5 separate regions of the Homo sapiens genome follow, and all the other regions are linked to region 1. Evidence: chromatin loops called from intact Hi-C (ENCODE). Cell type or tissue: mammary epithelial cell. All regions are shown on one strand.

Region 1 (5,000 bases):
ACACTTTTCTATCATAGTTAATTATTTAATGGCAATCACATATTTAATCCTATTCCTCATGATTGATGAGGAATATAATTTTGAATTTATTCCTAATACATTAAATAATGACAATTCAAATACAGGTCATCAACTTCATGGAAACATTCAACATTTTAGCTCATCTTTCTATCTCCTATACATATTTATTATGACAACTGGCATAAGCCAAGAATATTACAAAGCTATATCTGTTGCCAAACACCATTAACAAGCTAAAGAGTCAAGTATAATTGCTTTTTAACCATTAGCTTAAATATTCCAGGGTTAGTGATTGCTATAACATTTCCTAGCAATTGACAGCAAAATACAATGTATTTTAACAGCAAGTAGCACTTAAACTAATTAGCAACAATGGAGACATGTTTTTAATTTATGCTTTATGATATATAATATAGACTTTGTAGTTAAAACAGACCTCAGTTTGTATCCTGGCACTACCACTTACAGTTACGTAAGCTCGATAACCTACTTAACCTTCCTAAACCTCAGTTGCCCTCATCTGTAAAATGGGAATAATTATAATACCAATACTAACATAATTGTGACAAAAATTATGTAAAATGCTAAGTACAACACCTTAGCCAATAATAACTGCTGAATAATGAATATTACTGCTTTGCTATTAATCAATAATCAACAAATAATCAATAAATTAATCAATAAATTGCTATAGAGAGTACCTTCTGAGTTGGTAAATGCATGATAATGGGTAACATACCAAGTTTATTTTTCTCACATTTAAACAATGCAATTTAAAAACACAATAAAACATTTCTAATTATCTACTCACCTACCTTTTCCAAATTGTACTGTATCCATTATCCCATTTTTCACAAAGACATAAACACCCTAAGCAAAAAAAAAGGGGGGGAAGACATCTGCATTTTTGAAGCTGTTGATAATGAGATAAAATTGCCTGCATCTCTGAGATTATATTAAAAGGTTGACTTAACATTATGCCCAAATCTAAATCCAGCTTTCCTATGTATTCACTACCAGCTTGTTTTCATTTCCTGCTTTTCATTCTATTTAACATGGATAACATTTATATCATTTTTCTCATATAAATGGATAATGTGCCTATGAAATAATCAGAGCAGAAATGATACTGAAAAAAATATTTATCATCTTATTTTATAATGACCTAGAAAAATAAATGGAATTTAAATAAAGAAGAAGGGAGGTATATTTCAGTTTAGAAGCAACATCTGATTAATAAAGTTGCAATAGCAACAACATAATGATTTGTGGAGGGAAAAAAAGAGCAAAAAGCCTAAAGCAAAGGGCTTCATCTTCCTCCCTTTTCTTAGTGTGCATTAGAATGAGAAAAAAATCTAAATTACCTCAGGACAGAAATCATCCTACATAGACCAGTGTTTATCCTGTTTTTAAATCGGAACATAAATTCTCTAGAAATCAAAACTATGTTAATACATCAGAGGAATTAAAGTTTTAAAGCAAATCTTTAACTTTACCTGTTTCTAACTGATTTATTTTAGTGCAAAAGAGTGTTAAATATATTTATTGAGTGCTAGGTATTACCTCACTTAGATAAGAAAAAAAAGGAAGTCACAAAATGATTTACTCGTGGTCATATTGTACTCTGTTGATGGAACCAGAAAACACAATCCTTCTCTGAACTAGCTGCTATGAAACCATGGGATAAAAACAAGAACAAAAGAGACTTTCAAAGCAGAGAAAACAGATATTATTATATTGGACAGGGAAGAAATAAGTTTTTGTTATAGAGATAGCTTGGTTTTGTAATTTTGTCTTACATATTTTAATGGTTATCAGAGAGATGCAGAGGTTCATCTTGGTTTAAAATTGTACAAATCAGCATAAACGCTAACTGCTATTGAACTACTTTTCTGTAGGGACTGTCTTGAGAATATTTCACCTTCAAAGTTAAAATACCTATTGACCAGTCGATTGGGAATCATTTAACCATTAAGGAAGAAAATTAGTCATCTTTCAAAAAAAATTTTTCTTAGCTCTGCTAAGGAATTCATTTTTACCACATGGGGTCAGTGCTACCTAAATTTCAAAACACTAAGCTAGCAGGAGTAGAAATTGAATTTGCTCTACATGATTCAAGCTTTAATGTGGAACGAATTTGAGTCAGACATAATTTTTAAAGAATGGATTACATTTTTAGGGGAAAATTAGGAAAAAAAATTGTTTACATTTAGGACAAAATGCACTGGAAATTGCCTTTCTTCAACCTATTTGTTTGAGCATATTAATGGAATAAAACATTCTTTTGAATCTTAAATTGGATGACAGTTACAATAGCAATTTAAAGACCTCTCAGGAACATTTTATCTCACTGAAGAAAAATTTCAGAACATTATGGAAAATTACATCTCAGGAGGCTTAAGTCTGAATCATCTAGCTATTGGCACATAGTCATAGGGGCATGATTCAGACCATAATTGGTTAAGGTATTTCCCTCTTAGATCAAACTATTAATAGTGTGTAGTACAACTAGTACCATAAGAATTGTATGACAAACACAAGTTTTCAAAAATAACATCATGTACTTATCAGATATTTGAAATATTATCTGGAATTACCAGAGTTCATTGATTTGGTATTTCACCTAAGCACAAATTATTTTTCATAAGTTCATTAGATTTCTTTTTAAAGATAATGGATAGAAACTAAAAAGAACAATGATTCACCATCAGGCTATATTTGGGGAAAAGTCGCATGGTTACTAGGTTAGAATGATGAAAACACTGGTACCAACATTAAGATACTGACACTGGAGATGCTAACACAATGATGTTTATGTGATGATAATGAAACATTAGTGTTGCATCAGCTTACTCCACCACTCTGCTGATGGATATTGCTGATTGAAGGCTAAGCATTAAAGTCACGTGTATTCTACTTTGCCCAATAGCTTACTGTAGTTAGAATGGTCTTATGAGCTAACGCCAACAAGTAAATAACACTTTACTTAGCCAAAGAAGAAAATATTCAGAAGTAATCTCAGAACTTCACATAAAAAGTGAGTGACACTGTGTACATGCTAGGTGACATAAATCCTTGCTGAACTACTTTAATCTATGCAGTAGTGGTAGAGTAGGTTCAATATAGCCACAAATTATTTGCTGCTACTTCTACTGAGAGTTGGCATCTAATTCCCTTCCCTTTAAAACTGAGCTGGCCTTAGTGACTTAACAATAGAATGCTGTAGAAGTGACTTTCTTGGATATCTGATGATAGGCAAAAAGCCTGGCAAATTCTGCCTAGGGCCACTTGTAACATTGTCTTTAGGAGCCCTGAATTACCCAAGTAAGTTATATCTGACCTATTTGAGATCACCATGCTTGAGAGGCCACGTGTAGGTGTTCTAGTCAATAATCCCAGCTGAACCCAGTCATCCAGCCATCCTTAACAAGGTGCCAGAGATGCAAATAAAGCTGTCTTGGACTGTCTAGATCAGCTCATTTGCCAGATGAACCCCACTGGGCCACCTCTGTCAATGCCACATGCAACAGACAAATCACCTGTCTGAACTCAGATCAAATTCATGACTTACAAAATCATAAGATGTAATATAATGGTTGTGGTTTTAAGCCATTAAGTTTTGGATTAGTTTTCTACACATCAGTAGGTAACTGGAACAATTAATCAGAAATCTCTGATATTAAACCACTATCAGAATTGACTTACCTTGCACCAGCCAATGTAACAACCAGTTGCAGTGCGGATGGAAGCAAAGCCCATTTGTAAATGACCAGGCTGCTCTTCAACATATTTAGACTGGAGCGGTGGTGCAGTATATATGGGGAGCTACAGGCAAAAAATGTTCATGTCAAAAACATAAAATAGCTGGACTGTCCATAACAGCGGTATGGCAGAACAGGAATCCTCATCAGCCTTCTTTCTAAAAACAACTAAAAATGCTGATAAAATACTTTTAAAAAACCATCTTAAATACAGGAATGATGTGGTAAACTGTTTATAAAGACCGTTTAAAACCCAGAAATTAAAAGATGCCAAATATAATATAATCCAATGGTTCTACTCCTATGTATATTTAGAGAAACTACTGTCTTTGCACACCCAGAGTTAGTATAATAACGTTCACAGCAACATTTTAATTACAACCAACCCAATGTCCATCCACAGTAAAATGGATCCTTTGGGGTATATTCGTACAAAGAAATATTAGAAATTAGGGGGTAAATATAAAAATTACAGCAACATGGAAAAATTTGGATGAATTTCAGGAATATAAGGTTACTTAAAAAAAACATTGCTTAGCAATACAGACATATAAGGTAAAATTAAAAAGTAAAGGAGGGGAATAATAGTAAAAATTCAGGGTAATGGTAACCTCTGAATGGAATGAAATGGAAACACAGAGGATTTTGTTTTCCTTTAAATTGGGTGCTAGGTATACGGTTGTACATCATTATCATCATCATATTATTATTCATACCTTTCATATTTTGAACAGCCTTTTGATTCTAATTAGTATTTAATAAAAACAAACATACACAAAAGAACAATGAAAAACTTAACCAGGTAGGGACTTACTTCCTTTAAAAAAAAATTTTTTTTTTTTTTTTGCTTTTATATTTAGGGTATAAATCCTCCTATGAAGCCTGGTGTTTGAGGAAGATAGAACTGGGAAGAATCAAGTTTACAAATCAACATCAAGGGAACTAGATGATTAATGACTTTGGATTTGCTCCTCTACCAACAACAAACATGAAACTATAGTTAACACTATATTGTTTTCTTGAAAAATGCTAAGAGTGGGTATAAAATGTCCTCAACACAAAAATGATAACTATTCAAGGTAATACATATGTAAATTAGACAGATTTAGTCATTCCACAATGTATATATACTTCAAAGCATCATGCTGTACAAGGTAAATGCATACAATTTTATGTCAGTTTTTTTATCTAAAGTTAAAAAATAAATAAAACATAAGA
Region 2 (5,000 bases), 320 kb after region 1:
TCAAGAAGAAATAGAGAATTTGAACAGACCTATAATTGAAGAGGTTGAGTCAGTAATCAAGAACATCCAGGCTGGGTGTGGTGGCTCACACCTGTAATCCCAGCACTTTGGGAGGCTAAGGTGGGTGGATCACTTGAGTCCAGGTGTTGGAGACCAGCCTGGGCAAAATGGAAAAATCTCATCTCTACAAAAAAAATATAAAAAAAATAGCTAGGTGTGGTGGTATACACCTGTAGTCCAAGCTACTTAGGTGGGTGAAGTGAGAGGATTGCTTGAGGCTGGGAGGCAGAGGTTGCAGTGAGCCAAGATCATGACATTGCACTCCAGCCTGGGTGACAGAGTGAGACCCTGTCTCAAAAAAAAAAAAAAAAAAAAGGAGAGCACAGGACCAGATGATTTCAATAGTGAAGTCTAACAAACATTAAAAGAAGAATTAACACCAATTCTTCTCATGAAATATAAGAGAACACTTTCTAATATATACTATGAAGTCAGAATTACTCTGATTCCAAAGCCACATAAAGATATCGCAATAAAAGAATAGACCAGTATCTCTTATGAAAACAGATGCAAAAATCCTCAACACAATACTAGCAAACTTAATTCAGCAACATATTAAGAGGATTATACATCATGACTGGGATTTATCCCCAAAATGCAAGGTTTGTTTAACATGCAAAAATCAATTAATGTAATACACTATATTAATAGAATAAAAAACAAAACCACAAGGTCATATCAATACATGTGGAAAAAAATCTGATGACATTCTACACTCTTTTATGATAAAGACACTTAACAAACTAGAAACAGAACACTCTCTGATAAAAGAAGACTATAAAAACTCACAACATAAATCATGTTTAATGGTGAAATACTGGATGTTTTTCCCCTAAGAAATGAAACAATGATGGCTACTTTCTCATTTCTATTCAACATTGTAATGGAACTTCTAACCAGAGAAATTAGGGAAAGAAAAGAAATAAAAAACATGTAAATTGGAAAGAAAAAAGCAACTTTATTTGCAAATGATATATTATTGTATTCAGAAAATCATAATGAATCTACTAAAAATTATTAGTACTAATATATAATTTTGTCAAAGCTCAAGATACAAGATCAATGTTCAAAAATCAATTGCATTTGTATATGCATGCAATAGAGAATCAAAAAATTATATTAAGAAAACAATTCCATTTAGAATAGCATCAGAAAGAATAAAATGATTTGAGTCAAATTTAACAAGGGAAGTTTAAATTTACTCTAAAAATTTCAAGACATTGTGGAAAGAAATTTTAAAAGATCTAGAATTTTTTTTTTTTTTGGCAGATTAGAGGCTTTTGTTGTTCCTTAGCCACTTGGAAATAGCAAGATAATGTCAGAGGCGATTAACCAGAGCAACTCCATCTTGAGTAGGGGCTGGGGGAAATGAGGCTGAAACCTACTGGGCTGCATTCTCAGATGGTTAAGGCATTCTAAGTCACAGGATGAGATAGGAGATCGGCACAAGATACAGGTCATAAAGACCTTGTTGATAAAACACGTTGCAGTAAAGAAGCTGGCCAAAACCCACCAAAACCAAGATGGCTACGAGAGTGACCACTGGTCATCCTCACTGTTACAGTCCCACCAGCGCCATGACAGTTTACAAATGCCATGGCAACTTCAGGAATTTACCCTTTATGGTCTAAAACGGGGAGGCATAAAAAATCCACCCATTGTTTAGCATATAATCAAGAAATAAATAACCATAAAAATGGGCAACCAGCAGCCCTTGTGGCTGCTCTATGGAACAGTCATTCTTTTATTCCTTTATTTCTTAATAAACTTGCTTTCACTTTACAGATTCACCCTGAATTCTTTCTTGTGCAAGATCCAAGAACCCAGTCTTGGGGTTTGTATCTGGACCCCTTTCCGGTAACAATAGTGCATAAAGATCTATTCTGAGAGCTTTAATTCAAGATGGAAAAATGGAAATCCACCTGAGTCATGAAGGACACCCCAGAACCTGGGGGAGAGTACATCAGCAAACAGCTTTCTTGATGTCATCTGGCTGATTAAAAGAATTTGGTGCAGGGGAATCCTCTCTGCTCCACACCAGGCAGATCTCCATGCATTTGGAGTACCTGCTTACCTGGATCAGCATTCTGACATTCCCCACTCTTCCTGTGCAGAGACCCTGGTGCATAAAGGCTCTCTCTGCTTTATGCCCAGGCATATCTCCAGGCATTCAGAGCATCCACTCATCTAGCTGAGCAGTCTCAGCTGCCCCACTCTTCCTGGACATAGATTTGGTGCTGTGAGGCCCTCTGCTACACACTCAGGCAGATGAGCACCTGCTTGCCTTGTTCAGCCGCCTGAGTTTCCCCACACCTCTTGTGTAGAGATCCAGGCATGTGATCACCCAATCTCATGGATTAGGAGTTTAGGCCACCTCTTAATCTCATGCAGAGAACTTGTCATTGAGGATGTTTCCTAACTTCACACCTAGGTACACCTCAGTGCTGCCCACTAAATTCTCCTTCAGAAGAGGTTCTTGTGTCGGCCACTGGGGGACCTGTAGGCAGATCTGCCTAGTCTGGCCCCACTCCTTGTGGCCACAAACCCCCTGGGGCTGAGCAGGAAGCTAAGACCTCTGTATATTCCCTAAATAAGCTCAATGCCCAAGGCAACAGAGAGCATCTGCCAGTAAACAAAGATCAAGTATACAGCCCGCCATGTAGGCCACAGCTAGCTCTTACCCATGAGTGCCATCTACTGGCTCGTAGGTTAAACTGCACAGCCTAAAATAAAGTGCATAGGACTATAGAGACAAAGCCAAAAGACTACCCAGTATTCTCTACGGTCGCACCTGCTAGAGACAGGTAGAAAGGGGAAAGGAAAGAAAAAAATAAAATTATAGGAAAGGAAAGAAAAAGAAAAAAATTCACCCACACGAAAATAGTTACAAAAATAAGAAGTGTCAGCATCTCCAAATGAGAAGGAACCAGCATAAAAAATCTGGCACCATGAGAAATCTGAAGATAGTGAAGCCACCAAAGGATCGCACTAGCCCTCCAGCAATGGTGTCTAACCAAAATAGAAACTCAAAAGTGACGCTTAAAGAATTCATAGCACAATTTGCAAGGAAGTTCAATGTGATCGAAAACAAGGTTGAAAATAAGCACAAAGAAAAATCTAAAGCAAACCAGGAAATGAAGGAAGGGATAAACATCTTAAAAACAAACCAATAAGAAATTCTAAAATTGAAACCTTCACATAAGGAATTTCAAAATACAATGGGAAGCTTTATCAGTAGGCTGCACCAAACAGAAAAAAGACTTTCAGAACTTGAAGACTGGTCTTTTGAACTAACCCAGTCAGAAAAATAAAGAAAAAATAATTGTTACAAATGAACAAAGTTTCCAAGAAATATGGGATTATGTAATATGACTAAATTTAGGAATTATTGGCCTTCCTGAGAGAGGAAAACAAGCAAACAACCTGGAAAACATATTAGAGTCATTCAAGAAAATTTCCATAATCTTGCTAGAGAGGTAGACATCCAGATTCAAGAAATACAGAGAACACCTGCATGGTACTATATAAAATGAACATCACTAAGGCATATAGTCATCAGACTGTCCAAGATATATGCTAAAGAAGAAATCTTAAAGGCAGCTGTAGAAAAAGGTCAGATGACATACGGAGGGAGCCTCAACAGGCTAACAGAAGACTTCTCAGCAAAATCCTTACAAGCCAGGAGAGATTGGAGGCCTATATTCAGTATCTTTAAAGAAAAGAAATTCCAACCAATAATTTTTTATCCCACCAAACTCAAGTTCATAAATGAAGGAGATATAAAATATTTTTCAGACAATCAAGTGCTAAGGGAATTTGTAACCACTACACAAGCCATACAAGAGATCCTTGAGAGTTCTAAAATAGAAACAAAATAACAATACCTGTCACCACAAAACACTCCTAATTACATAGCCCACAGACACTATAAAGCAACCACACAATAGAAACTACAGAGGAACTAGCTACAAAACCTCACATATTAATAATAACCTTGAATGTAAATGGTCTAAATGTCTCACTTAAAAAGCACAGAGTGGCAATCTGGATAAGAAAAATCAAGACCCATTAATTTACTGTCTTCAAGAGAACCATCTCACTTGTAACAAAATCCATAGGCCCAAGGTAAAGGGTTGAAGAGTCATATTGCAAATGCAGAACAAAATACAGCAGAGGTTATCATTATACTTAGATAAAACAGACTTTAAACCAGCAATAGTAAAAAAGGAAAAAGAAGAGCATTACATGATGATAAATGGTTCAATTCAACAAGAAGAGTTAACTATCCTAAATATAGATGAACCCAACATTGGAGCACTGGGATTCACAAAAAGAAGTACTTCTAGACCTATAAAGAGACTGAGACAGCCACCTGATAATAGTGGGAGACTTCAACACCCCACTGTAAACATTAGACAGATCATTAAAGCAGAATACTAACAAATAAATTCTGGAATTAAATGTGACACTTGGCCAATTGAAACTAATAGACATCTACAGATTACTCCACCCATCTACTACATAATTTACATTCCTCTCTTCTGTACACAGAATATACCCCAAGATTACATAGAAATTAAACAACTTGCTCCTGAGTGATTTTGGGTTAACCATAAAGTTAATTCATAAATAAATCTCTGAAATAAATAAAAACAAAGTCACAATATACCAAAATCTCAGGATGCAGCAAAAGCCATGTCAAGACAAAATTTATATTATTAAATGCTTACCTTAAAAAGTTAGAAAGATCTCAAATTAACAGTCTAACATCACACACAAGGGAACTGGGAAAACAGGAACAAATTAACCTGAAAGCTGGCAGAAGTAAAGAAATAACTAAAATCAGGGCAGAGCTGAATAAAATTGAGACCCAAAAATCCAAACAATCAATGAAACCAAAAGTTAGACTTTTGAAAGGAAAACAAGATTGATTGATAGAC
Region 3 (5,000 bases), 49 kb after region 1:
TCCTCTACCACTCTATTTATCTCTTTAGCTCACTTCAGCTCTTATTAGCATGGTTTTGAATAATCTGACTTCTCTAAACCTTAATTTTCATGTGTAAAATGGTAATAATACCCACCACATAAAGTTGTCTTGAGAATTAGTGAATTAACACATGTAACGTGTTTTAGCATAGTGCCTGGCCTGGAGTAAGCACTTAATAAATGATAACAGCAGCAACTTATTAATGGTGAAATCAAAGGACTGTTCAACTCTCTTCTTCTCAATGAAAACACACTATTCTGGTTTGCTTTTTGCCACTGACCATTCCTTCTGTCTCTGCACCTTCTCCATGAAGCCTCTTTTTACTCTCTTCAAACCAAGTGTGAGCTCTCTCCTTTTGAGCGTCAGAGCACTTTGTACTTCTCTTCAGGTAAGAAACTCCCCTTACTCTGAATCACAGTCATTTGTGTTATATGTGTTATATCTCCACCACTTAATCTCTTCTGTCCTCATTGCCTGGCACTTTATTCATGTAGAACATGTTGACTACCTAATATACATCAGACCTGTGCTAGGTACTACGGATACAAAGGTTAATATAATTACTGTCTTCAAGGAGCTTATAGTTTAGGTAGCTAGAACAGACAAGTAAGTAGTCTATATGTGCAGTGGAATAAATGCTTGGTTAAGAGTGTGCCCAGAGTCCTCTGGGAGCACAAACAAGAGTTATTAAAATAGACTGGCGAGGACCGGGCGTGGTGGCTCACGCCTGTAATCCCAGTACTTTGGGAGGCCCGGGGGGGGGGGGGGGTGAATCACGAGGTCAGGAGTTCGAGACCAGCGTGACCAACATGGTGAAACCCCGTCTCTACTAAAAAATAAAAATAAAAAAATTTAGCCGGGCATGGTTGGCATGCGCCTGTAGTCCCAGCTACTCAGGAGACTGAGGCAGGAGAATCGCCTGAACCCGGGAGGTGGAGGTTGCAGTGAGCTGAGATCGCGCCACTGCACTCAAGCCTGGGAGACAGAGAGAGACTCCGTCTCAAAAATAAAAAATAAAATAAAATAAAATAGACTGGGGAGATCAAGGACACTATTAAACAAGGCATTTTTGTGTTTTGCATATGGGGAGGCTGTACACAAATAGCTGCTGAATGAATGAATGAACTATAAATACAACTAGATAAGCATGGGAAAAGGCACTTTAGGCCCAGAGAAAGAGCACGTAAAAAAGCATGGCGGGGTCAAGCAAGCAGCTCAGTATCGACAGGAGGAGGGTTCCTGAGTGACAAGAGATGAGGCTGGAAAGTCTAGGTAAAATCAGATGTTCTAGACATAAGAGTATGGCCTGACCCCAGAGGGGAGATGATGACATGCCCATAAAATTTTTTAAATGCGGGGGGAGGCAAAAATCAAATTTGCATTTTGGTAGATGTACTCTGGCAACACAGAGGAAAACAGATTACATGAGAGCCAGGCTTGAGGTGGCAAGTTCAGGTAGGAGGTTGTTCAAATAACTCAGATGAAGTATGAGAACCAGAACTGTAGACGCTGCCGACTTAAAACTTCAGCGGAACTGAATTATTCATACTGTATCTCCTGCAAGCCTAACAGAATATTTTACAATTAAAACCCGCTACGTAAATATCTGTAGACTACCATTATTAAACACTACTTAGGGAACTGCAGCAAGCTGCCAGCTGAGTCACTCACTGTACACGGACTCCCAAGTAAAGGCACCTTTCCCAAGCGTAAAACTCGAAAGGAACAGGTTATTCGAGCACAGAAAGCAACAACACTATGTGTAAACCAGCGCACTGCTGAAAGACTATGGGACCTCTCTATCCTGGTCAGTTTCACCCCAAATGTTTCAACAAAGTCCTTCCATAGGGTCATGTGGCCTTGCCCTGTGCGCCGAGACAAATGCCAAGTTTATATATATATTTTTCTCTTTATTGCAGCTGAAGACCGAAACGTCTACTGCGGCTCGTCGCCTGGCCAGCCATTTTCACCCAGCCGTTTCCCAGTTTTGTACTGTGCCACTGTGTAAATCGACAACCACAGGGGATTGAGGGAGCAGCGTCCCAGGCTGATAAAACCCTAATGGGGAAAGGCAGGTGTCTTGAGGCTTCAAACGATAAAGATTGCAATTATCTCAAAACCCACCTCCACCCTGCCCCTTGTTTCAGGGCTCCTTCAGAAGTTAGTAGGATCCCTTTTACAGTTACCGGGATGCTATCGGCACCCACAGAAATTAAGCAAGTTGGTTTTCGCTTACCCTGATGGCCGCCATGTCTACAACCCTTTCGGCCAAGGTTTTCAGACGGAGAGCAGAGAGGGACAAATCAGTTCGACTAGGCTTCCCTTAGGACAGCCCCACCCCGTTACGCCCCTTGCCTGCCAGTTACCGCCTTTTCTCCGCCCTCCTCCAGCCGCCTTGGCAACTGCTGCGGTTTCGGTCAGCTGTCTTCTGGAGAAACTGTTCACCCCTGTGGTTGACCCTCCCGGTCCCAGATAAAGCCTTCCAGAACATTATCAATAGTCCAGTTGGGAGTTATTTTCCTGGGTGCAGAACTTTTAATTATTTTGTTTCGGGCATATGTGATATGTCCAGATAAGGACTTAATACCCAAATGTAGCTGCTTTAATAATTAATTATATAGTAAGAAAAACAACTTATTACCTCTGCGAAACATGGGTAAGTTCATTCATTCTAAAACTAAGTCACGGAGAGCATACTCTGTGCCGGGCAGTTGTTCGGGGCATAGACAAAACATAGTGGCTTCCTCACAGAGCTTATGATTACAGGAGTAAAAGAGACAAATGAGGCCGGCGCGGTGGCTCACGCCTGTAATCCTGGCACTTTGGGAGGCCGAGACGGGCGGATCACGAGGTCAGGAGATCGAGACCATCCTGGCTAACACGGTGAAACTCCGTCTCTACTAAAAGTACAAAAAAAATTAGCCGGGCGTAGTAGCGGGCGCCTGCAGTCCCAGCTACTCGGGAGGCTGAGGCAGGAGACTGGCGTGAACCCGGGAGGCGGAGCTTGCAGTAAGCGGAGATCGCGCCACTGCACTTCAGCCTGGGCGACAGAGCGAGACTCCGTCTCAAAAAAATAAATAAATAAATAAAAATAAATAATAAATTTTAAAAAAGAGACAAATGCTATGAAGGAAAATAAAACAGTATGGGAATGAGGTGGGAGTTTACTGGTTTATATCAATGAGAGAAAGACTCTGATAAGCTCATTTGATAAAAGTCCTGGAGGAATTTAGAGAAGAGGGTTGCATACGGAAGGAACAGCAATGAAAAAGTCCAGTGAGGCTGGAGCAATAATTTCAGAGGTAGCGAAGTAACACAGTGTAGGGGCTTTCGTGCCGCCAAAATAAATTTGGATTTTATGCTGAATAAGATGGGAAATCATTGGAGGATTTTGAGCAAAGGTGTGATGTGATCTAATTTACATTTTTAAAGGATGATTTTGGTGCTATCAGGAGAATATACTAAGGGTATATTGCAATATTCACAACAGGAGCAAGGTCTGCTGTAGGCCTCCCTGAAGGATTCTGAGGAAAGAAGATGCTCATAATATGCCCATTAACAGTCCCAATATTAATTCATGTATTCATTCATTCAATCAACAAATATTTATTATGTGCAAACTATATACTAGGCATTAGTTGATACCTATCACATTTCATACCCAAAACAGATCCTTTTTAACAGAACTGTCCTGTAAATGACAAAATTATTTTAAGAAATAATGATGAAATGAAACTAATAATACTGGCTACAAAAGAAACATTGAGTGACTATTTTCTTTTATTGAACTTAATATAAACATATACATACATATATATGCCAATATAAAAATAAAATGCAAAATAAATAGTACAGAACCAAAAAAGGAAAAAAATGGATCAAGGTGTTTTAATTGCATTAATGTATTTTTCAAAGGAAAAATACTTATATCTACATAGTGGTCTGCCACAGGAATGAATAATAATATTACAGTTTCTGTTTTTGAGCCTTAACCTCTGTGTATTTGTCAATAATTTCATCCAAATTTAACATTTCTGCATATTAAATAAATGGTATACCTAGATTTGTCAAGCTAACTTTGTTCATAACTGATTGATGCACACTTTTTATTGATTTTAATATCAGTCAGGTTTATTTCACAATAATCAACAGGCAAATAAGAAAAGTCTTAAAATTGTGAATAAGCTTAGAATAAATTTATAACAATCTTATTTCCCAAAAATTTCAGGAATTTCAATAACACCCATGTTTTGTTGTTGTAGTTGTTGTTGTTGCTTCTTTTCCAACTTTAACTTTTATTTTGGGTTTGGGTACATGTGCCGGTTTGTTATACAGGAAAATTGCATGTCAAGTGGGTTTGACATACAGATTATTTCCTCACCCAGGTAATAAGCATAGCACTTGATAGGTAGTTTTTCAATCCTCACATTCCTTCCACCTTCCACCGTCAAGTAGGCCCCAGTGTCTATTGTTTCCATCTTTATGTCTATGCATACTCACCATTTAGTTCCCACTTATAAGTCAGAACCTGCAGTATTTGGTTTTCTGTTCCTGCACTAGTTCACTGAGGATAATGGCTTCCAGCTCCACCCATGGTGCTGCCAAGGATATGATCTTATTCTTTTTTATGTTTTTGATGGCTGCATAGTATTCCATGGTATATATGTATCACATTTTCTTTATCCAGTCTACTGTTGATGGGCATTTAGGTTGAGTCAATGTCTTTGCTAGTGAGAATAGTGCTGTAATGAGCAGACCCATGCATGTGTCTTTATAGTAGAATGACTTATATTCCTTTGGGTATATACCCAATAATGGACTCCCTATTCAATAAATGGTGCTGGGAAAACTGGTGAGCCATAGGCAGAAGACTGAAACTGGACCCCTTCCTTATACTATAATAAAAAATTAACTCAAGATAGATTAAAGACTTAAATGTAAAACTCAAAACTATAAAAACCCTGAAAGACAACCTAGGC
Region 4 (5,000 bases), 140 kb after region 1:
CTTTCCTTAGGCCAGTGGTTCTCAGAGACCTGGGATCACCAGCGTGGTCATTACCCAGGAGCTTGTTAGATAGGTGAATTCTCAGCCCGCACACTAGACTTACTGAGTCAGAAACTTCAGGAATGGGCCCCAGCAATCTGTGTTTTAATAATCCCTCCAGTTTATTTTGATGGATGTTCATGTTTGAGAACCACTGTCCTAGCTGTTCTCACCTATCTATGCCTATGGCTTCAAACACCATTTCAATGCAGATAACTCACAAATTATCTCCAGTTTAGTCCTCTTCTCTGAGCTCCAGGCTAAGAGGAAACTATGTGAAACTCCCTAGGATGTCTCACAGATACCTCTAACTCTACACGTCCACAGACCAAACTCTTAGTCTCGTCCTTAAAATTCTGGTCCTCTTCCAGTGTTCCATATCTCATTGAAAATTACAATGAAATCCATCTTGTTATATAAGCCAGAAGCCTAGAAGTCATCCTTGACACATTATCTCCCTCAATTCCTGTAGCCAAGTTGTTGATTTTACTTCCTAAAGGTATCTTGTATATATCCACTTGTTTTGTTTCATTCCCACCATTCTAGCCTCTAACAGGCTCTTATGTACGTGCTTAATCCAAATGAGAAGAAAAATAAATAAGTGCCCATTTCCCACAACTTAAAATTTTCTTTTCTAAAATGTGCCTTATCCTAAGGACCAAACACTTTCAATTAAGGCTGTGTGATATCCATTAAAAACAGCATAAAACACAAAAAGATTTATATAGAACAAAACAATATCATTAATACTGTAAAAGGCTATCTTATGTGCAAATGTACAATTAAACAATAATGTCCTTAACAATCTTGCTTCTCGTATATTGGGTCACTACATGAACACTTTCTCCCATAATTTACCTAGATCTGGAATTTTTTTTAAAAAAAGTTTGCTGCATCAACAACAGCTGACCTTTATTACTCATTAATTTTCTTCTTATGCAATCTCTGCCAGTAAGTCAACATTTGATGCACAATATCCATTATCCTTGGTATGATTCTGTTTGAGTATACTACTACTGAAACTAAAATAGTCAAACTCAAGTAAGGATATGCCCTGCTCAGACTTCAAGTCTTTTGTTTTTACTCTGTATTTAAATCAAATTCAGTGAATGTTCTTTCTCTATATATCAATGTTTCAACATTTTTCATAGTCAGATCCTTCAATGTGTCAGTGTTCCTGTTCCCTAATTTTAAGTATTTTAAAGCCACTATATTTCTGTGCTGTTGTTGTTTTTTATAGTAAGTATAAATCTACTGCAATTGACAAAAGGTTTATCCAAACACAATTCTTATTAAAATTAAGAAATTCAGCAATTGAGTGATAATCCAGCAGTGGAAATTCAAAGTTACTCTTATAGCTTAAGGCACTTAGGTTGTTTCCAAAAGGCAAAGGGAATTATGATGTTAAAAAATAAATAATTCAACATAGTCTAGGTTAAAAGTGTAGGTTATACCTAAAAAGGAATTGAAGTCGAACATAATAGCAGCAACAATAAAAAATGGGGATATTCCTCATTGTTTGTGCAAGTAGTAAACTAAAAATATACCATGATCCTTGCAATAAATGTATTCACAAGAGATGCGTGTCATTCCTATTTGTTTCTAAATCATATATTCTCACTGAAAAATGGTTACCTTATAGGCAAAGTATCATTAGTCTAAAAAAATCTCACTACTTTAAAAAAAGTCAGTTATTAAGTAAAGGTTACTTTGTAATGTGATTATTTTATAATGTGAGTTATCAATTATTAATTTATCTGCTTTAAAATTGAAATTTTCAGTCTGTTAAGTATTTATACATTAGAAAACATTATAAACTTGAATAGAAATATTTCTTCTCTGCAATTCCATAATATTGGTATCACAGAATCAGCAATAGTATCTTTATATAATCTAGCAGAATAACCCACTTAGTCTACTAGGATAGTCAATGTAAATTATGTAGTTCATTTTCCTTATATAGACTTAAATTTAGTCTAATAGGGCAAAATATCCCTTAAGAAGGGTAATAAATAATCTGACTCCACTTTAGATATTTGATTGCTGATAGTTTTCAAGCTCTACCCTCCTCCCTCTCCCTCATATGCTAGAAACTTAATCCCAGCCTCAGCTCCTAAATATTAGAAAAACTAAGCTTTTTTTTTTTTTTTTTTTTTTTTTTTTTGAGACAGAGTCTCACTCTGTCACCCAGGCTGGAGTGCAGTGGTGCAATCATGGCTTACTGAAGCTTCGACCTCCTGGGCTCAAGCGATCCTCCTACCTCAGCCTACCAAGTAGCTGGGACCACAGATGCCTGCCACCATGCCCTACTAATTTTTTAGTTTTTTATGCAGACAGGTTTTCCTTATGTTGTGCAGACTGGTCTTGAACTCCTGGGGTCAAGAGATCCTCCTGTCTGAGCCTCCCGAAGTGCTGGGATTACAGGCCTGAGCCACCACACCCTGACCTCAAGTTATTTTTGGATCGGCAGGAATGCCTGTCTTGCTCTCCCCGGAAAGCATCATTATGCAAATAATAAACATTTTCATAGTGTCCTGGTGTGTATGTGGTGTCTTGACCTCTTAACCAAAGTTGAGGTTGAGGGTGGGGGATTCATTCCACCTCTGTGGCGTGACCAACATATGAAACACTGATTAAAAAGGAAAGGTATAGTTCTGAGCAAAATAAAGAAATATAGTACTGACAATGATTCACCAAGTCCTGTATTAATTTGGTTTCTGTTTTCCAAAACCAAAATATAGGTAAATATTAGAAAGAAAATAATCTTATGGTGTCCACTAGATGGCAGGGGCCAACTTTTATTCCTAGGAATTTCCATTCTAGAATACCCAAAGTTTTCAGTCCAGGGAGCTATCTGTTAACAATATACATGAATTTGAGGGTAAATTGTTAGAGATGTGATTAATACGACTGTTTATTCTTTTTACCATTTAGTGAATTACCCCTAGTGTCAAATGACCTGGGCTTTTGAGTAGCTAAATCTCTTCCACTTTGAAAATAAGAATGGGTTTCTTTTGCCCTTCCTCATCTCCTTCACTGGTAGATAAATCACTCCTCCACATCACGGGACAAATGTAAAAGTTACAAGCTCTTTCAGGGCAATATCTTACACACAGGTAAGTACTGTCTAGACATACTCTCTAGTCCACATTAATGAAAAATTATGCAATCTTATAGTTGGAAAGCTACTTAAAAAAAGCAATTTGTTTCTACTTCTTACTTCAGGCTTGAATACTTAAGCCTCCAGGACACAGTTTAAGATATTAAAAGGTGGAAACTATATCACTTTCCTCAATAGCCAATTCTGGTCATATATTTTATTTTATAGATAATTCAAGCTCTCCAGCTTCAACTTAAACACGTATTTTTGCAATTTTATTTTTAATTTTCAACTGCCTTTTTGTATAATTTTTTAAAAATACTAAGTTGTAATAATTATGTAACTCTACCACTAAAACACACTGATTTATTTAACTTTTCTTCATGGAATCTATTTTTATATCCCTGTGATTAGGATTTATTTCTCTTCCCTGAATCATCCCAAGTTTCATTTCATCTGTTCTGAAGCTATATAAACTATATGCTATGACTTATATGTAATGTATATCATATATTATTGTATTTCTTATATATTATATATAATTATATATTATATACTAAGATATATAATAGTAAGAATATAACCTAATAGAGAAAGTATGACATCTAGTAACTTATAGATACTTATCTCTTCAATATCTCCTAGTACTATACTGGTATTCTCCAAACATCTTAATTTTAGCACTTATATAATAAACTAAATGGATGACTTTGGCTTCCAAAGCTTTTTTCTGCTATTTTGATGGTGGTAGATTTTTTCCAAGTTCTTCGACTGAGTTTCTTCAAAATTTGTTACAACCATTAACATAATTTATCATACATATTCTAGAATATTAGCCCAGAGCAGAAGCAGAAGTCATTCTATTTCTTTTTGATCCATTGCCTGATTTCCTATAGGTCCTTGGTTGTAGAACTAAGTTAATGTATGTGGTTTTATTAAGTCAACAAAAGGGAAAAGAACAATTTGATGCTGATTGATTCTTCTCCCAAGCTTGCTGATGATTTTATGCACACATTCTTTAATTATAGGAATCTGGCTATAGGATGGGCAGCATATCATTTGAAGAACATTGTAAATTAGTAGGTATTGTAATATAGTAAGTTAGAAAAAGACTTGATAAAAATATATAAATCCTATGACTCTTCCCCCAAAGAAAGGTAACTGGTAATTTTAATATTTTGCAGATAAAATGAAGAAAGGTGAAAAATGAACTAAAGTGGTAAGCTAATTTGAAAGTAATAGAACTATTGTGTTAATCTTATAGAATCTATTATTCATAAATTCCAGTCACAGCATAATGCTGGAACACCGGTATTCTGGACAAACTATTTGAAAATTTAAAATTATATATGTACCTTACATTATATTTCTATTGTACAGTGCTGATCTGGACTTTGAACTTAAGGATGTATTTGTTGGTTTCTTCTGCAACATGGAGCCAAGTCAATTTGGAATTCAGGTGGATATATAAAATCATCTCAGCCTTGATATTCTACAAAAGAAATGGAAAAGGGAAAGAAAAAAAGGATGTAAAGAAAAAACTGAATAGAGTGTGTTAGCCATTGAAATGAAGAGCCAAGAGCCAGGTCACCAGAGTGATAATGAACAACAGTTTTGTAGACTGTTTATTAAAGAAAGAATGCAGTTTGCTTACCATGCATTTGAGATATTAGGTTGGTGAAAAAGTAATGGCAAAAACCACTATTACTTTTGCATCAACCTAATATTAATAGCTTTCTGCAAAGTGAATGGACCATGAATTTAGTAAACCAGCTATGGTAACAGCATACTCTTAAGTTAATGACTACACAGAATTACTTCAAAATACACAAATAGTTCTCAACATCAATAGGGCATGAAC
Region 5 (5,000 bases), 1.0 Mb after region 1:
TTTGCTGAGAATGATGGTTTCCAGCTTCATCCATGTCTCTACAAAGGACATGAACTCATCCTTTTTTATGGCTACATAGTATTCCGTGGTGTATATGTGCCACATTTTCTTAATCCAGTCTATCATTGATGGACATTTGGGTATGTACCCAAAGGATTATAAATCATGCTGCTATAAAGACACATGCACACGTATGTTTATTGCAACACTATGCACAATAGCAAAGACTTGGAATCAACCCAAATGTCCATCAATGATAGACTGGATTAAGAAAATGTGGCACATATACACCATGGAATACTATGCAGCCATAAAAAAGAATGAGTTCATGTCCTTTGTAGGGACATGGATGAAGCTGGAAACCATCATTCTCAGCAAACTATCGCAAGGATAAAAAACCAAACACCGCATGTTCTCATTCATAGGTGGGAATTGAACAATGAGAACACTTGGACACAGGAAGGGGAACATCACACACTGGGGCCTGTTGTGGGGTGGGAGGAGGGGGGAGGGATAGCTTTAGGAGATATACCTAATGTAAATGACGAGTTAACGGGTACAGCACACCAACATGGCACAGGTATACATATGTAACAAACCTGCATGTTGTGCACATGTACCCTAGAACTTAAAGTATAATAAAAAATAATAATAAAAGCCAGAAAAAAAATGAATGGAAAAATGACATGAAGAAACATTTCAATTGAAGAAGATATATGGATGACAGATAAAGGGATGAAAAAAAGGAATCAACATCATTAGCCATTAGGAAAATGCAAATTAAAATCACAATAGTGCTTTGATTCAAGATAGATGACTAGATGCAGCTAGTGGACACCTCTTGCATGGAGAGGAATCAATATAGTGAGTAAATATTCACACTTATAATTGATTATCTAAGAGAGAACACTGGAATCCACCAGGGAAAGCAATGGGAATTACAGAAAGCAAAGGAGAGTAAAACCAGGCAAACTGCTGAGCTGGGATTGATATGGAGCCAGGCGAGATTCCCTGACATTGAGAAGGGGTGCTCACACTCAGTGCTCCACACTTTTGCCATGAAGTTTTATAATCATAATTACCGGAGAGCTTTTTGACTCCCACAGGCCTCCAGATAAACATGGGAAGCTGCCTGTAAGTTGCACATAGTAATTGTTTGAATTCACTTAGAGTCCTATAACTCTTAAGCCCTGAACAGCTGCTGCCCAGCACCACCCTGACAGTCCCATCTGCCTGTGTTCTGCCCTGGGGCTGCTGCTGACACTGCCACTGCTGTCACCAGTGGGCTTGGAGGGGAGTGGGGAGACCAGGCACCTTCACACACACACCAGGGACAGATACTGTCACCACTGCGGCCAGACAGAGGTGTGAGCAAGTCATGCCTCTGCACAGCTGCCTGCCTGTATAGCTCTGAGTGAGAGGGGTCTGCCTTCCCTGGTGGTGAGCCTGCAGTGCAGCTACTCTTCTCCTGCCTGAGCATTCTACTGGTATCTTGGCAACCAGTCCACCTGTCCCTATTACAATCAGCACGTGAAGAAAAGTCTACTAGTCCAGTCCCTGATCTAGTCCCTCTGGGACAGAACATACTATTTGGGGGCCTGGAGACTGAGGGATTGCCTAGACCACTTTATCACCACTGGCACCTGATCACTCCCCCAAACATCTGAGGTCAGACTGACCCAAACAGCCAACACCATCACAGCTGGCACCAACCCGCATGTGCCAAAATGTACAGCCTTTTTCTGTCTCTACACAAAGCAGCAGTGTTCCTGCATTGGAGAAAAGGTGACCCACAAAGATATTTGTATTATGCTTAGGAAAGAGGATTCTCCCTGAAGCCATTTCCATGAAGAACTGTGAGACAATCATTTTCTGTGGCTATTAGCTGCATTGTGGCCTAGAGATAGACTACAGTGTCTGACTGAATTAAGAGTCATGATTCCTGGGACAGAGGTAGGATAGAAAAACAGATCTTATCCCTTCTTCCCTTGGATGTTAAGCTGGTGCCCACCCTCCCACTGTGTGGAGACCTTGGTACATTTCAAAAAGAACTTCCACTGCCACCCCCATCAGGGTTGGTGCCTACGCTGCTTGTCATTGGCGTATTTGTGGGCAAGCATGGTAGTCCAGCTCTATCTTTGTCTCTCAAGCCCATCCTGAGGTGTGAGGGGACAAGAACTCAGGGCACCAGAGCATTCCACAGACCCGCCCAGCACCCATCACCTGAAACAACAGCGCACCTCCCAATAAACAAAGATCAAACACATACCCATCTGTTTCAGCTGCAGGTGGCGTTTACCATGGGCGCCACCTACTGGCCTACAAATTAAACTGCACAACCCAATACAAAACCTGCTGACACAAGCACACAGTACTAAGGAAAGAAAGAAGCTTTCTGAGACCTCCACAATCCTGGTACTTCAGAAGTCAGCGTGCCTGCTCATATGCCCAGTAAATCACTAGTACATGAAACATTTGAGAAAGCCACTCCACAACACCTATCTATAATGAGTGAAGCCAAATGACCATGCACAACAAACATTATAGTCACATATTCCAGGGAAATGAAAGTAAATTAAAAAATAAGAAGAGACAGCTTTTACAGTGAGAAGGAACCAGTGTAAGAACTCTGGCAGTATGAAAAAACATAGTGTTATGATCCCCACAAAGCATCACCACCTCTCTAGCAATAGATCTAATCAAAATGAGAATTCTGAAATAAGAGATAAAGAATTCAAAATATGGATTGGAAGGAAACTCAGTGAGATCCAAGAGAAAGTTAAAAACCAACACAAAGAAATCAGAATAACAATTCAGAATATGAAAGAAGACATAAATATTTTTAAATGAAAACAGAATTTATAGAAACAAAAAAATTTTGAAGAAATTATAAAACACATGTTAAAGCTTTAAAAATATGCTAGACTAAACAGATGAAGGAATTTCAGAGCTGGAAGACAGGTGTTTTGAATTAACCCAGTCAGATAAAAATAAAGAAAAACAATTTTTAAAAATGAACAAAGCATTTGTGAAATACGGGATTATGCAAAGTATCCAAAGTATGATTTACAGGTATTCCATAGGGAGAAAAAAATAAAAAGTATAAAAAACCTATTGAAGGAAATAATTCAAGAAAATTTCCCTGGTCTTGCCAGAGTTTTAGAATTCCAGATGCAAGAAGCTCAGAGAACACCTGAACTCCTGGAAGATATATTGCAAGAAGAACCTCATCAAGGTATATTGCCTTCATTCTACCCAAAATCAATGTGAAGGAAAAAAAAATCCAAAAGCAGCAAGAAAGAAGTGTCTAATCACCAATGAAGGAAGTCTTATCAGACTGACAGTGGATTTCTCAGCAAAAACCTAAAAGAAAAACAGAAGAGACTGGGTTTCTACTTCCAGCGTTCTAAAAGAAAAAATTTCAGCCAAGAATATTGTTTCAGCTAAACTAAGCTTTATAAATAAAAGAGAAATAAAACCTTTTCCACTTAAGCAAACACTAAAGGAGTTCATTACAACTAGACCAGTCTTACAAGAAATGCTCAAGGGACTTCTAAACATTGTAGTGAAAGGTCACTACCCACAATCATCAAAACATACAAAAGTTTAAAACTAACAGATATTATAAAACAATTACACAATTGAGACTACAAAGGAACAAGGTAAAAATTAACATTAAGACAGGAACAAAACCTCACATTTCAATATTAACTTTGAATGTAAGTGTGTTAAATGCTCCACTGAAAAGCACAGATTGATGAAATGGATTTAAAAAAAAAACAAAAAAACAGAATCCAAGTATATACTGCTTATAAAAAACTCAGCTAACTGGTAAAGACACTGCAGACACAAATTTAAAGGGTCAAAAATATATTCCACACAAATAGAAACAAAAAGCAAGAAGAAGTAGCTATGCTTATATTTGATAAAACAGACGTTAAATCAACAAAAGTTAAAAAAATGGTTTTTATCATTCGGATATTTGTCCCCTCCAAATGTCACATTGTAATGTAGTCCTGGAGCTTCTGCAGATAATGGCAGACAGGAGGTAGGACTAGATTGCAGCTCCAGATAGAGCAGCATTGCAAAGGCTTGCACTGTGAATTTTAGCTCCAGATCGACTGCAAGAACAAACCAGCAATCCTGAGAGTAACCACAGACCCTCTGAAGGCAGCAGACTGCTCCTGCAGGACCCAGGAGACATCTCAAATACTGATAGTGCCCCAGCTGTGGAAGTGGGAATGGGAGACCCCCGTTTTTTGAACACACACCCCCACTAGAGAAGCTGAAGTTCTGTTTGGAGAAGTTCTTGACGTTACCTGGAGCTGAGTCAAGTTAGAGAGCCCAGCCTAGCGAAATACAGGGGTGGAGGAGGCAGCAGTGAGTCCCTGGGAGCTCACTGAATCCAGGCAGCACATTATTGCTTGGCATCACAGGGATCCATCAGGAGGGAGGCCAGAGGAGCAGGCAATAAAACCTCACCAGTGAGAAGGACTTCCTTAGCTCAACTTTGTAACAATTGGAGTGGGGCGAGAAGCCTCCTGGCCAGACCTTGGGAAAGGGTGCGAATTCTGCTTGCAGACTTCACAGGCGGGGTAAGAACTAAAGTCCTTTTCTTTCACAGCTGGGGGCAGAAAGCCTCCGGCAAGTTTTCAAGCCCAACCTCCACCTGGAAACAGACTCAGGGCTGTTGTGGGTGACATGGTGTTAGTAAGACCAGCCCTTCAGTTTGTGTGGGAGCTGGGTAAGGCCTATGATTGCTGGCTTTTCCCCATTTCCCTGACAACCTGCATGACTCAGCAGAGGCATTCATAATCCTCCTAGGTACACAACTACAGTGACCTGGGAATCTCACCCCATCCCCAACAGCAGCTGCAGCAAAACCCACCCAAAGAGAGTCTGAGCTCAGACACACGTAACCCCATCCCCACCTGATGGTCTTTCCCTACCCACCCTGCTAGTGGAAGACAAAGGACATACAATCTTGGGAGATCTAGGGC

What was found. Peaks named below come from ENCODE experiments on the same cell type or tissue, not always from the same donor. Only the 100,000 strongest peaks of a DNase experiment are listed, where the experiment ranks them.
Region 2: it touches region 1 in a loop (22-fold over the local background); 44 of 110 quality-filtered maps call a loop at or near these places.
Region 3: a loop joins it to region 1, with 11 times the contacts of the local background. A loop is called at or near these places in 4 of 110 quality-filtered maps.
Region 4: it touches region 1 in a loop (14-fold over the local background); 5 of 110 quality-filtered maps call a loop at or near these places.
Region 5: a loop joins it to region 1, with 24 times the contacts of the local background. A loop is called at or near these places in 10 of 110 quality-filtered maps.

Annotation. Positions count from the first base shown.
Region 1 is chrX:85,050,235-85,055,234 of GRCh38, reverse strand. APOOL (apolipoprotein O like) reads right to left here. Exons shown (of 9, transcript NM_198450.6): 3 at 3,727-3,846; 4 at 837-891. Among named protein-coding and RNA genes, the nearest start is that of APOOL, 49 kb to the right of the region's middle. In mammary epithelial cell, a CTCF peak has its summit at 2,060 (motif pointing right); a DNase peak (open chromatin) is centred at 2,444; H3K27ac peaks cover 2,121 bases.
Region 2 is chrX:84,727,661-84,732,660 of GRCh38, reverse strand. It overlaps the pseudogene TEX16P. Among named protein-coding and RNA genes, the nearest start is that of HDX, 230 kb to the right of the region's middle. In mammary epithelial cell, a CTCF peak has its summit at 2,748 (motif pointing left); no DNase peak of the experiment used is centred here.
Region 3 is chrX:85,001,185-85,006,184 of GRCh38, reverse strand. It overlaps APOOL (apolipoprotein O like), which reads right to left and starts at 2,308. Exons shown (of 9, transcript NM_198450.6): 1 at 2,258-2,308. The coding sequence starts at 2,272. In mammary epithelial cell, no CTCF peak of the experiment used is centred here; a DNase peak (open chromatin) is centred at 2,374; H3K4me3 peaks cover 1,598 bases; H3K27ac peaks cover 1,836 bases.
Region 4 is chrX:84,905,362-84,910,361 of GRCh38, reverse strand. No RefSeq gene overlaps it. Among named protein-coding and RNA genes, the nearest start is that of APOOL, 96 kb to the left of the region's middle. In mammary epithelial cell, a CTCF peak has its summit at 2,837 (motif pointing right); no DNase peak of the experiment used is centred here.
Region 5 is chrX:84,043,899-84,048,898 of GRCh38, reverse strand. No RefSeq gene overlaps it. Among named protein-coding and RNA genes, the nearest start is that of RPS6KA6, 140 kb to the left of the region's middle. RefSeq lists enhancers at 1,950-2,516, 4,427-4,927. In mammary epithelial cell, a CTCF peak has its summit at 2,314 (motif pointing left); no DNase peak of the experiment used is centred here.